2 separate regions of the Homo sapiens genome follow, and region 2 is linked to region 1. Evidence: chromatin contacts called from ENCODE Hi-C data. All regions are on one chromosome and are shown on one strand. Each heading gives the region's core, a stretch centred on a gene start or an enhancer-like site at or near the end of the contact. The rest is flanking DNA. Distances are from core to core; before and after follow the strand shown.

Region 1 (5,639 bases), core at 1,672-4,171:
GAGCAGAATAACAAGTATGTCCTAAGAATATAAATGTTGGATATGGTATGATTAAGTGGGTGTGGCCACAGGAGTAAATGAGAACAAGGCTTGGAAAGAAGTTTATGCCATGAAGGGTCACAGGGGAAACACCAGGTTTTGGTTTGGTGTCAGAACACAGGAGCAAGGGGAAATCCTAGGCCAAAGCCTTTATTGGGATTTCTGTGAGAATCGCAAGGTAGAGCAGAGTAAACATTTAGGATTGGCTATTTTGAATACTTCTGGTGGGCTGTGGCTATAGATGCCCATCAAGGGGATCTCTCTTTAGTGCTCCTCCACTTTGCTGAGCATGCCTGTGTCATTGCTCTTACCACATTGTTTGGAAATTAATTGTAAACTGAATTTGTGCATGTTAATCCTTTCTTTCCAATTAGTTTGTAAACTTCAAAGGCATGGTATTTTTGATGTGAAAATTACATGAGATAACACAGATGAATTTCCTAGCATAATTTCAGTCTTCCCTGAGTCTGCTACTTTCTGCCTGAAACTTTGTATAAGTCACTTAAACTCTGTGAGCCTCAATTTCATCTTCTGTACAAGAGGCTGATATTAATACAAATATCATAATGCTGCTCTGAGAATGAAATGAGTTTGTGCTCGTAAAAATATGATTATAAATTAAATATTTCTCTCATTCCATTCTGCATCTAACTTAGTGGCCAGGCACATGGAAGGTATCATTTTAATGAATGTTTATGGAGGGAGTGGGTGAATCCTACAGGGTATATTTTGCTTGAAAGAAGGCACCCTTGTTGTGGGTGGGTGTTTTCTGTGGAGACAGAAATCATAGGAGGTCTCTGGGGAAGACAGACCTCCCAGGGACATATGAATGGTAGCACGGGGAAACTAATTCCCAGGAGCCCATGTAGGGGACGTTTTCCCCCCACTTCCCATGCTGTGTTATTTTTCACACAACAAAAGGGAAGTCTCTGAAGACTCCAGCAGTAGTGAAGAAGTCTATACTCCCTCCTGCACTGCTTCCTGAGGAATAGCTGACACAGAGGAGAACCGAACCTGGTCCTGTCAGCAAGCTGGTTTTCCAGGCTTTTCGTCTCCTCTGCCCAGTAAGGCATTTGTCTATCAATTCTGACTAACAAAACTTTCTGCAGTGATGGAAATGTTCTATACATATGTTGTCCAATATGGTAGCCAGTAGCCACATGTAGCTATTGAGCACTTGAAAAGTGGCAATTCTGATTAAATAACTGAGTTCTAAATTTTACTTAAAATTTAAATTGACCAATGTGGTTCAATTTAATAATGTTATATTTGTCTCTTTATCCTCAGCATCTGCACAGAGCCTGGCTCATACTCATCAAATGCATTTTCATTCATCACCCTATTTGTGTCTTAGAGCTACTCTTTGTGGTAGGCAGGACCTTTGTCTCAGTTTGTTGGAAGAGGAAACTGAGGCTCAGTAAGTTTAAGTGATTTGCCCAAGATTATAAAGCTATAACATCAGTCTGAGTAGAACCCACATCTTTCTCTTTATTTTTCCATCTCCCTATACTTAATGTAGTTCTTTTGTTCTTCTTAGCCCTTATTGACTCCTCCGACACCGAAATTCCCAAAACCCTCACAGCCTTTACATAAGTGTCATTAGGACTGTGGAAAGCACATATATATTCATCTTGATAGTTGTGTGGACATGGCTTGTGAATTTTAAACTGTTCAAATGTGAGAGATAATTCTGATAGCTATTTTCATGTAACTTTCTGTACAAGATTCTTATCCCTGATTTTAATGCAGATGAATGGACAGTTCCATGCATGTGGCCAGCATCTTACTTAGAAGGCCTTCCGGTCCGTCTCTGCATTTCTGCCTCAAGGCTTTCTCTCAAACTCTAGAAGTCTGCTCAGCCCTGGCAAGCATAACCAGGAAATGTGAGAGAGTTCAAGCTGGAAGGTGGAGAGCAACCCTCAACCAATGGAGACAGAAATTAGGAGACAAATGCCCCAGACTCTGTGTTCTTCAGTGGGACAACGGCAGGCACACATTCTACCCTGTTTTTCAGAGTCTGAAGCAAGATTAAAAATAGTTGTCTACTAAAGCAATCAGCTCAATAACACATTTTTCTTAGCGTTTTTCCCCCTTCCCTCTTTCACTCTCTCCACCTCATTTCCTTTCAGATTACCACCATTTTCCATTCAGCAGACATTGACTGAGATCCTACTTTGTGTCATGCACCACGCTGCACTATGGAGTATACAAAGATAAGAGAACAACCGTAGGTATCAGAGAGCTCATGGTCGAGAAGGAAATAATGCATAAAGCATTTGGAATAGAGGGAATATACAGGGGACTGCGGGAGGGCAGAGCTGGTCAGGACGGGTAATGTTCCAGCTTGGTTTTAGACGATAACGGCGTGTCACTACTGAAAGGTGGGAAACAGCAGCCCATATTTACTGAAAAATACGTCAGCAAAAGGATAAGTCTTTTCTGGGGTTGAGGGTTGCTGTCGCAGAGGGGCAAGGAGCCAGAACCCTTTGGGCCTCTGTGTGTTTGGGTTGGGGTGGGCACACAGTTGGTTTTCAGTGCATTTCAGTTGAAGACGAGTAACCCAGGCAAACCAAGGGGAGAAGCTTTGGGAAATCAAGAAACCTGTCCCAAGTCCCCAAAGTTGAGCACCAACCACAGAAAAGCCAGTTTAGCTAGTCTGGGCGGTCAGTACGAGGACCCCGGTCGCCGTCAGGAAAGCGCCATCCCTACAGACCTGGCCCCTGTGCTCTAGGGGTGGCGGAGCCTGCTCAGTTGCCAGGATGCGGTGGATCGGTTGCGGAGGAGCAGCGCCCCGGGGCCCAAGTCCCAGCTCAGGCCCGGGCTCGCGCCGCGGGGGCGGGGCCTTGGACGCACGCTCCTCCCAGGCGTCCCTCCCGCCCTCAGCCGCGCGCCGGCCACCCGCGCGCCTGCCGCCCGTTGCCCAGGCAACCGTCGTGCCGCGTCTTCCTGAGGTAGCTCCTGTCAGCCCACTGATCCCACCACCCGCTCCCTACTGCCCCGCGGTCTTCGCGTGAGCTCGGAGACTGAGGGACAACAAAAATGGCGGAGGGGAGCCAGTCGGCGCCTGAGGCAGGTCTGTGGGGGCGGCCGATCTGGGGAAGGCTGAGGCGGCCAGGCTGTCCTGGGTCTCAGGCAACAGGGGACTCGGGCATGGTCCTACTCCTGAGGAGGCGGTCCTGTATATTTGCGCGGTGGGTTATGACTTCAGGGTCAGGGGTCAAGGGTGGCGTGCACCCCTCTGAATGGCGGGCAGGGACCTCGAAGTCCGGGTGGTGGAGGGGAGTGTGGGTTAGTGTGCACACTTCTGACAGAACATGGGCCCGAAAGGGGCTGGGACCTGAGGGAAGAGACAGGATCTTAATCCTGGGATCACCTGTGGTGAAGGCTAATCCTAGGGCTAGGCTGTGTCATGGAAAGGGTGTACACTGCCCTGTGGGAGCATGGGAGAGATCCCTAAAGGGGCATGATTTGGGCTCGGGGTGGGAGTAGGAGGCTCTGACTCTAAAGAGGGAGGTATACGTGGAAGGTGTGTTACTTTAATATCAGACAGTGCCATGGAAGGGGGAGTTAGAGTATTTGTGTTTGGGGATGTGCAGTGTCCTCAGGGTCACTCCTGGTCACAGAGAAATTTATGCAAATAATTCTTGTATGGGTCCTTAAAAAGACAAGAGGCCTTGAGGGGATACCCGGAGCCCCAGTCCTTTAGGAGCCTACCAAAGGAGGCTGGAGCGTGAGTGTGAGTGTGTGTGGGTTCAATGATCTTGAAGGTCATTCAGAATCAAAGGAGTGCATGTCCACACTTCTGTGGGTAGAAGATAGCCTTTAAGGGACAGGAAGACTGACAGGAAGGGAGACCCAGGATCCTATTCCTGAGGGGACCCCTTGTGCATATGGCTGGGATTTGTGAGATACTGACTTTAAGTTTCTCACAGGGTCATAGAAGAAAGCAAAGGTTTTTACAGTTTTGAGTATGTGGGAGGGAGTTTGCCTCTAAATGAGGCTGACCACTGAAGAACTGGATGTTACGGGATGGCATGGGTGTGTGGGTAGAAAAGAAGTGGCTTTGGGAATATGTGTGTGATGGGTGTTGGCAGTGGTATACATAACCTTGTATATATGTCCTGATCAGGTATTATCATTACAAGAGTGATCCACTTGAATTACTTTGGTCCTGGTGTGTGTGTGTGTGTGTGTGTGTGTGTGTGTGTGTGTGTGTGTGTGGTTATGGTACATACACACCACACCCCAGAAACTGGAACTGAAAACTATGACACCCTCAGAAATAAGTTCGAGGAACCATTATGTCTCAAGGCCTTCATTATTTCTCTTTCTTTCATGGCACCTCTGTTTTATTGAGTAGCTCCTCTACTCATTTTATAGTTTTAGCTCCCTCATAACTTGAACAGGCTTATTCCTTTATTCATTCATCCACTCAACAAATATCGAGTGCTAACTATATGCCTGGCAATAAGTTAGGCATTGGAAATTCCCTGCTTTGGATGAGCTTACCTTGTTCTTCTTTTCCTTTTTTTCTCATAGCATTTATTGCCTTTGAACATACTATTTAATTTACTTGCTTGTATTGCTTATTTCCTGTCTCCTTCCACTACAATGTAAGCTCTACAAGGGCATTGTTTTATCAATACCACATGTCTAGAACTTTTCTAAGTGTATAGTATGTTCTCAATAAAGATTTCTTAAATGAATAACTGAATTACTGATATTGTCTGGAAGTGATATTTTAGCTGACATATGATAGGGATTGGATAATTGAAAAAAAGGGCAAAGAGTGGTCGAGGCAGCAGGAAAACCATGTGCAAAGAACCCAAGCAGGTGGAAACATGTTATGCTGTGTTTGAGGAACTGAAAGGAGACAAGTGTGGGTACATGTGGGGCAATGGGAAGAGAGAAGAGGTACGCTGAAGCCAGATCTTCCAGTACTTTGTAGAATATGATATGAATTTGGGTCAGAAATCCTAAGAATAATGGGAAGCCATTGAAGGCTTTTAAGTGGGAGCATGCCATGATTAGAATAATTAAAAAATAACTCTGGCTACAATGTGGAGAGTACAGAGGATACAAGAGTGGATATAGGATATACTCTCCACCAGCTACATTGAGGAGAGTACAGAGGATACAAGAATGCATATAGAGAGACCTTAGAAGGTAGCAGTGGAGATGAAGAGAAGGAATTGAGAAATACTTAGGAGATAAAATTAATAGGACTTAGTGAAATATGAGGATGATGGAGAAGGAAGTATCGAAGACTACTTCTCATTTTCTAATTTGTTCAACTGGATAGTTAGTGGTGCCATTATTGGGATAGGGAGCATTGGAAGGGGCCTTGGGTAGGTGTGAGAGGAAAGATCATTAATTTGGTTTTAGATAAGTGGAGATTGAGGTATCTTTAGGACATCCAGATAAGCAGAGAGATTGACAAGGCAGTTGAATTTACAAGAAAAGTGTAAACTGGCATAGAGATAATTATTTTGACATAGAAATAATTACTCAAGCCATGGGTGTGGATGAAATTGCCTAGAGGGAGAAGAGGCCTGGGATGAAGTGTTGAGTAGCTGCAATATTTCAATGCCTTCCAAAGA
Region 2 (5,279 bases), core at 1,472-3,971, 310 kb before region 1:
TCTTAGCCCAGAAGGCCTTTCTTGCTTCTGCATGCCCATCCACATCCTCCCATCTCTTGGGGCCCAACTCCAGCTCCACTTCTCAGGAAACCTTCCAGGAGGGCTCCAGGTCCTGGCAATTAAAGGAAATGTCTTCCAGAGAGGGAATGAGTTCTGTCCAAGGTTACAGGAAAGGGGTGTCAGAGCCAGGAGGTGAGACTCATATCTAGGCCTCCTCCTGACCCCCAGGAAAGGGCCCTTCCTCCCGCCCCCCAGGAGCACCATCCCAGCTGCTGGGCCTCCTCGCCTCATGCCCAGTAGGCAGCTGTGCGTTGCCTTCTGCAGGCTTCAGTTCCCGCCCCCTCCCTCTCCACACTCAGATTTCCTTCTGGGAGGAAAGAGCATTTTTTTTCGCAGAGATGACTCTGTTCTTGTGGCCATAGATTACTCTTGACACCTAATTACTGTATATCATCATGCCATAAAATAATGATTGGAGGTGTCACTGTCCCAAATTTGCGTTCATAAAATACGTGTTCTTTTTGTTTTCCTCCTCTGCATTTGTCTGGGAGAAAAGACAGGCAAATTTATTCCAACTTTTTAGAGGAACTTTAAAGCACAGGAACAGAAGAAATTTAGAGGTGGGTGGTTTTCAAAATACCCTGCAGAGGGAGGAGGCCTCGGCCCAGCTGATTTTATGTGGCCTAGGGAGAAAATGAAGACCTTGGCTGAGACATTGTCTCCTTCCAACCTGCATTTCTTTGTCTTTGCCTGCCTGGCAAAAACCCCTCCTCCATCTTTTTCTCCCCAACCCTCTGCTCCCCCATCGCTTCTACCCTGCATCAGGCTCCTCTAAGGAAACACTGGAATGTGGTGGAAAAGATTCCCATTCTAATGTTACCCAGACTTGGTTTCAAATCTTGCCTCTGCTGCTCGCCAGCCCTGTGACCTTGGGTAAGTTCTGCCGCTTCCGGAGTCTTGGTTCAATCACATAGACAATGGGGAATAATAAATACTACTTCTGCCTCACACAGCTGCTCTGGGGATTAAGAATAAAATCGTAAATGTAAAGCATCTAGTAAGGGATCTGCCACAAAAGAAGGGCTCAACAAATGTCTGCTGCTTGTCCAGCCCACCAAAGTTCTCCTGTTTGTTTTCCTAGAATCCATCCTTACCTGATTAACATCTCCCTTCTCTGGCAAGCTCAGGCTACAGTCAGGAGTCTGGAGGAAAGCCATCTGATTAAACTGGCTGGCACGGGGGAAGAGCGGCTGAGATCCACGCAGCCCTCCGAGGGGCATCAACAAGGACATTTTGAAAGGGCAATCTGATTTGTCACAGAGAGGAACCAGTGAAGTTAGCTTGTTCCACTGCTCTGGCTGCCCAGGGAGGCCCCCACAAGACACCTGCAGGTGGCTTTCCAGCCTCTTGTCCACCTTGATGGGGATGAGTTCTCTGCCTCCTGAGGTGGCCCATTTAGAGTTAATCTCTCTGGGGCCTCATGCTCCCCTCATCACACCTCTCCCCCACCTGGAAAAATATTCTCTGTGGGCTTTGGGAGTGGTTCTTTAAACCAAGATAATTTGTCTTGTGGATCCAAACCAGCTCGCCAGCGATTCCTGCCTTAGAAGGGGGGACTTGAGGACTTCCAGGTGGGGGCAGAGTGAATGGCTGCAAGAGGAGGGGCCTTATCCCATCTCACCTCTGCCTGGCAAAGACCTTAGCTCTCAAGGCTCAAGTCAGAAGGCACCTCCTCTGAGTGCCTTTCTCAGCTTGGGGTATTTGTCTCCTACTCTGAGATTTCTGTACTGGATTCTTCCCTGAGGTTGGCCCTCTGTCAGTGGCTGGGTATGGGTCTGGGCCACCCTCTGACCTGGGATCCTCAATCTCAGGGCACCCTAAATGTTTGTCAGGCTTGTTCAATGTCTGCCTCTCTAGGCTGGCAGCTTCACTAGGGTGTGGCTGGATCAGCCTGCTCACTGCTGTATCCCAGGTGCCTAGTACAGTGCTGCCACACAGTAGGTGCTCAGTGAACACTTACCTCCTGCCTACTGTGTGCCAGTCACCATTCTAAACACTTTACATCCGTCAGCTCATAGAACCCTCAGGACAACCCTAAAATGTGGGTTCTATTACCATCCGGGTCTAGCATGGTGTATAAAAGCAGGGATCCTGGAGCCAGATTACTTGGATTTTTATTCTAACTCCACCACTTATTTCCTGCGGAAACTTGGTTGTTACTTGACCTGTCTGTGGCTCATCATTCAATGGGAATAACTGTATCAACGTCATAGGGTTGCTATGCAGTTAAATTAAGCGTTCACATACATACAATGTCTATGTATTAGGTACTATTTTCATTTTGTGGTAGCAAAAATTGAGACACACAGAGTTTTGGTAACTTGCCTAAGGTAACACAGCTGAGGAGAGGCAGAGCCAGGACTCATGCAGTCGGGCTCTGCAGTCCATGCTCTTAACCACGACCCTGTGCTGCTCTTACTGAAGGCGGATTTGAGGACCTGGCTTCACGCACACTGAGAAGAGCGTTTAGGTCCCTAGTGCTGGTCCAGGCCGTGATTGAGCCTCTCTTCCCCGAGTGAGCACAGAGCGCGGGGTCTCCCCCGAGGGTGGAAGGGTGGCAGCCAGGCCAAGGAGGCGCGAAGAGCGGCGGCCGCCAAGGGCCCCGGAGCGGCGACTCTTCCTTCCGCCAGTAGGGGGCAGCCGCGGCTGCCGCCGGTGTGTCGGGTGAGCCGCAGCCCAGCGCCGCACGCAGCGCCGGAGGAGCGCCAGAAGGACCCTTGGAGGTCACGCGCGCGCAGGCGGCCCTGACGCCCCGTCTTCCGCCCAAGTCACCCAAGGGTCCGTGCTAATGTGGTGTGGCCCCACCCCATTCCCTCGTCCCCAGCTCTTCCCTAAAGCCCAAGAGGCCAGTTCAAGGAGCTCTAGAACCCAGGTGGTTTGGGCCCCTGCAAGGTTCCGCGGGAGGTGTGGGTGCCAGTCCTGGCTGTGCCACTGCGGTGCTGTGTGACCTTGGGCAGGTCGTTACCCTCTCCAGCCCCAGCTCCCGTCCACTGTCCTTGGGAGGACGCGCGGGCAGCCGACACGTTCTGTGACTGTGGTGAGGGTACCGCCTTCACTGCAGCGTGCCCGGGGCCTAGGCGGGCCAGAGTCGGCCCAGCCCGAGCGAGAGCCTGTCCTGGAACCCAGTGCGTGTGGGGTCCGGACCCCTTTCCCGGAGCACTCGCCGAGCCGGCTGGGAGCGGAGCGCCCGGAGCCCGGCAGGGGGCGCTGCCGCATCGTGCGCGGCTTCCCCGCGCGTCCTCCCAAGGACAGTGTGGACGCGGCGAGCGGCGCGGGGCAGTGCAGGCTGAGTGAGGTCCGGCCGCGCCCACACCAGCGCTGCGGGGCGGAGGTCGGCAACACCGTCTGGGGCGTCGACGGGGCAGGGCGAGTCGTCTGGCGCCCCAGCTGGCCTTTAGCTGGTTTCTGGTTCTGGGTGTGGTTCTGGGTGTGGGGTGACGGGGTGGCGGGGTGGGGATGGGGTCTACCAAACCAGCGCTGGGGGCCCAGGCTTTGCTGCGTGACCTTGAGCGGTCACTGTTCTGTCCGGGCCTCTGCTTCCTGTCTCTGTAATGGGGGGTTCTTGAGGAAACCAATTCATATTGTATGTGAAAGTGCTTCAGGAAATCTGAGGCCCAGGCTGGATGCAAATGGAAAGGCTTCTTCTTTATGGAAAAACAGCCATCTCCTGCCTCACCCAATCCATCCTCCCAGTTCTGCACTCTGATGGCAACCACTTTAGCCACTTTTACCTGTATTTTCTGGCATTTACCCTCATACTTCAAAATAATATGCTCATGCTGCGATTTCTTAATTTACCAACGCTAGACTTTATCTGTTGTCTCCCTGTTAGAATAAATAAGGAATTAGCTGTCTTCCAGCCCCATGCGCATGCCCGGTATATCTGAAGCACTATTTTTAGGTAATTCAGTGATCAGCATTCCTTTTAAGAAAATGTAGCTGTTAGTTTTCCCAAAACCTGTATCAAAACTGCCACGGCTTCTCATCCTATAGCTTCCCGACAAAACCTCCTCTGTCATGTTCGGTATTCTGCCTTGAGGAATGCTCCCTCCCAAACTGCACTACCCAGCTGTCTGCAGGAACCCTCTGGTCCAAGGGTGTCTCTCCAGGATCATTTCATGGTCCTCTGTCTCTATTGGTTTGCTCCCTTCTTTTGAAAACTTTAATTGCTTCCTAAGAAATTGGGCAGGGGTGGGGGAATTTTCATCCATGTGGACTTTTCCGTATTCTGCCCTTGCACTTGATCAATAATTCAGCTAAGCATAGAATTCTGGGTTGGAAATCATTCTCCTTTATACATGGGTGCCTTGCACTGTCTCGAACACCTAGAGTGACCCTTGAGAAGCTTCATGCCTTCTGATTCATGTTCCTTATGTGCAGCTTTTCTTTCTCTCTGGCTGTTTTTGAGGATTTTTTTTTAATCTTTGGAATTCTGGAATTTCACAAAACTTGTCACGTGGTGGCTTTTATCATTCGTTGTGCTAGGCTCTGGGTGGCCCTTTTCAATGTGGAAACTTGTCTTTTAGTCCTGTGAAACTTTATTTTTCCTTAGTAGTCTTCTGTCTGCTTGCTCTCCACAACTCCTGCGAGTTGGAGCTTGGGCCTCCAGCCCTGCTTTTCCTGTGTCTTTTCACTTTTCTGTATTTCCCTTCTGCTTGTCTTTCTCTTCTACTCTCTAGGCTATTTCGTTATATATATGTCCCAACCATTCTACTGAATTTTTAATTTCAGCTATCATACTTGTTCATTCTCTGTTCTTCCTTCCCCCCACCCCACAACATAGATACAGCCTCTGTATTTATCTCTCTGAGGATATCAATAGTGATTTTTTTCCCTCCGGTTTGCTGACTTATCTCTGTCTCCTCCAGCTTCCCTCTTTTGTTTGGTTGCTTTATTGTGGTCTCTCTGTGGTTCTGCATCTCTCCTCCTGTTGGTTGGAGGCTTCTTTAATCTTTACTGGTCCTTGGCTTTTGTCCATAGTTAAGGATAAGTGTCCAAGAAGTTGACTGGCATTGGATGTCTGTGAAGGCAGATGGGGCTGATTTCCCTCTGGGTGGACCAGACAGGACTTGGCCTTTTGTTTTGTGGGGGGGACACATAAATATCAAAAAAGGGGAGTTCTTTTCTTTGGGACTGCCCTGTTTCTTCAGTAAGGTAGGATGGATGTGGTGAAGAGGATGGATTCTGGAGTCAGATCACTTGGGTTTGAATCTCAACTC

The links. Hi-C counts contacts between places; a loop is a spot of excess contacts on that map. Pooled maps may share reads with other maps.
Region 2: a pooled map shows a loop between it and region 1 (3-fold over the local background). The contact joins the enhancer-like site here to the promoter of AGBL4 in region 1. A Hi-C loop is called at or near these places in 4 of 50 pooled maps.

The regions. Positions count from the first base shown.
Region 1 is chr1:50,021,236-50,026,874 of GRCh38, reverse strand. It overlaps AGBL4 (AGBL carboxypeptidase 4), which reads left to right and starts at 2,921. Exons shown (of 14, transcript NM_032785.4): 1 at 2,921-3,112. The coding sequence starts at 3,079. It overlaps LOC105378708 (a long non-coding RNA gene), which reads right to left and starts at 2,854. Exons shown (of 3, transcript XR_947311.3): 1 at 2,753-2,854.
Region 2 is chr1:50,331,158-50,336,436 of GRCh38, reverse strand. No RefSeq gene overlaps it. Among named protein-coding and RNA genes, the nearest start is that of LINC02808, 13 kb to the right of the region's middle. RefSeq lists a silencer at 3,166-3,365 and an enhancer at 3,049-3,549. Within about 2 kb of position 2,721, at least 3 of the 41 ENCODE cell types and tissues checked have a DNase peak (open chromatin) inside an H3K27ac peak, as active enhancers do.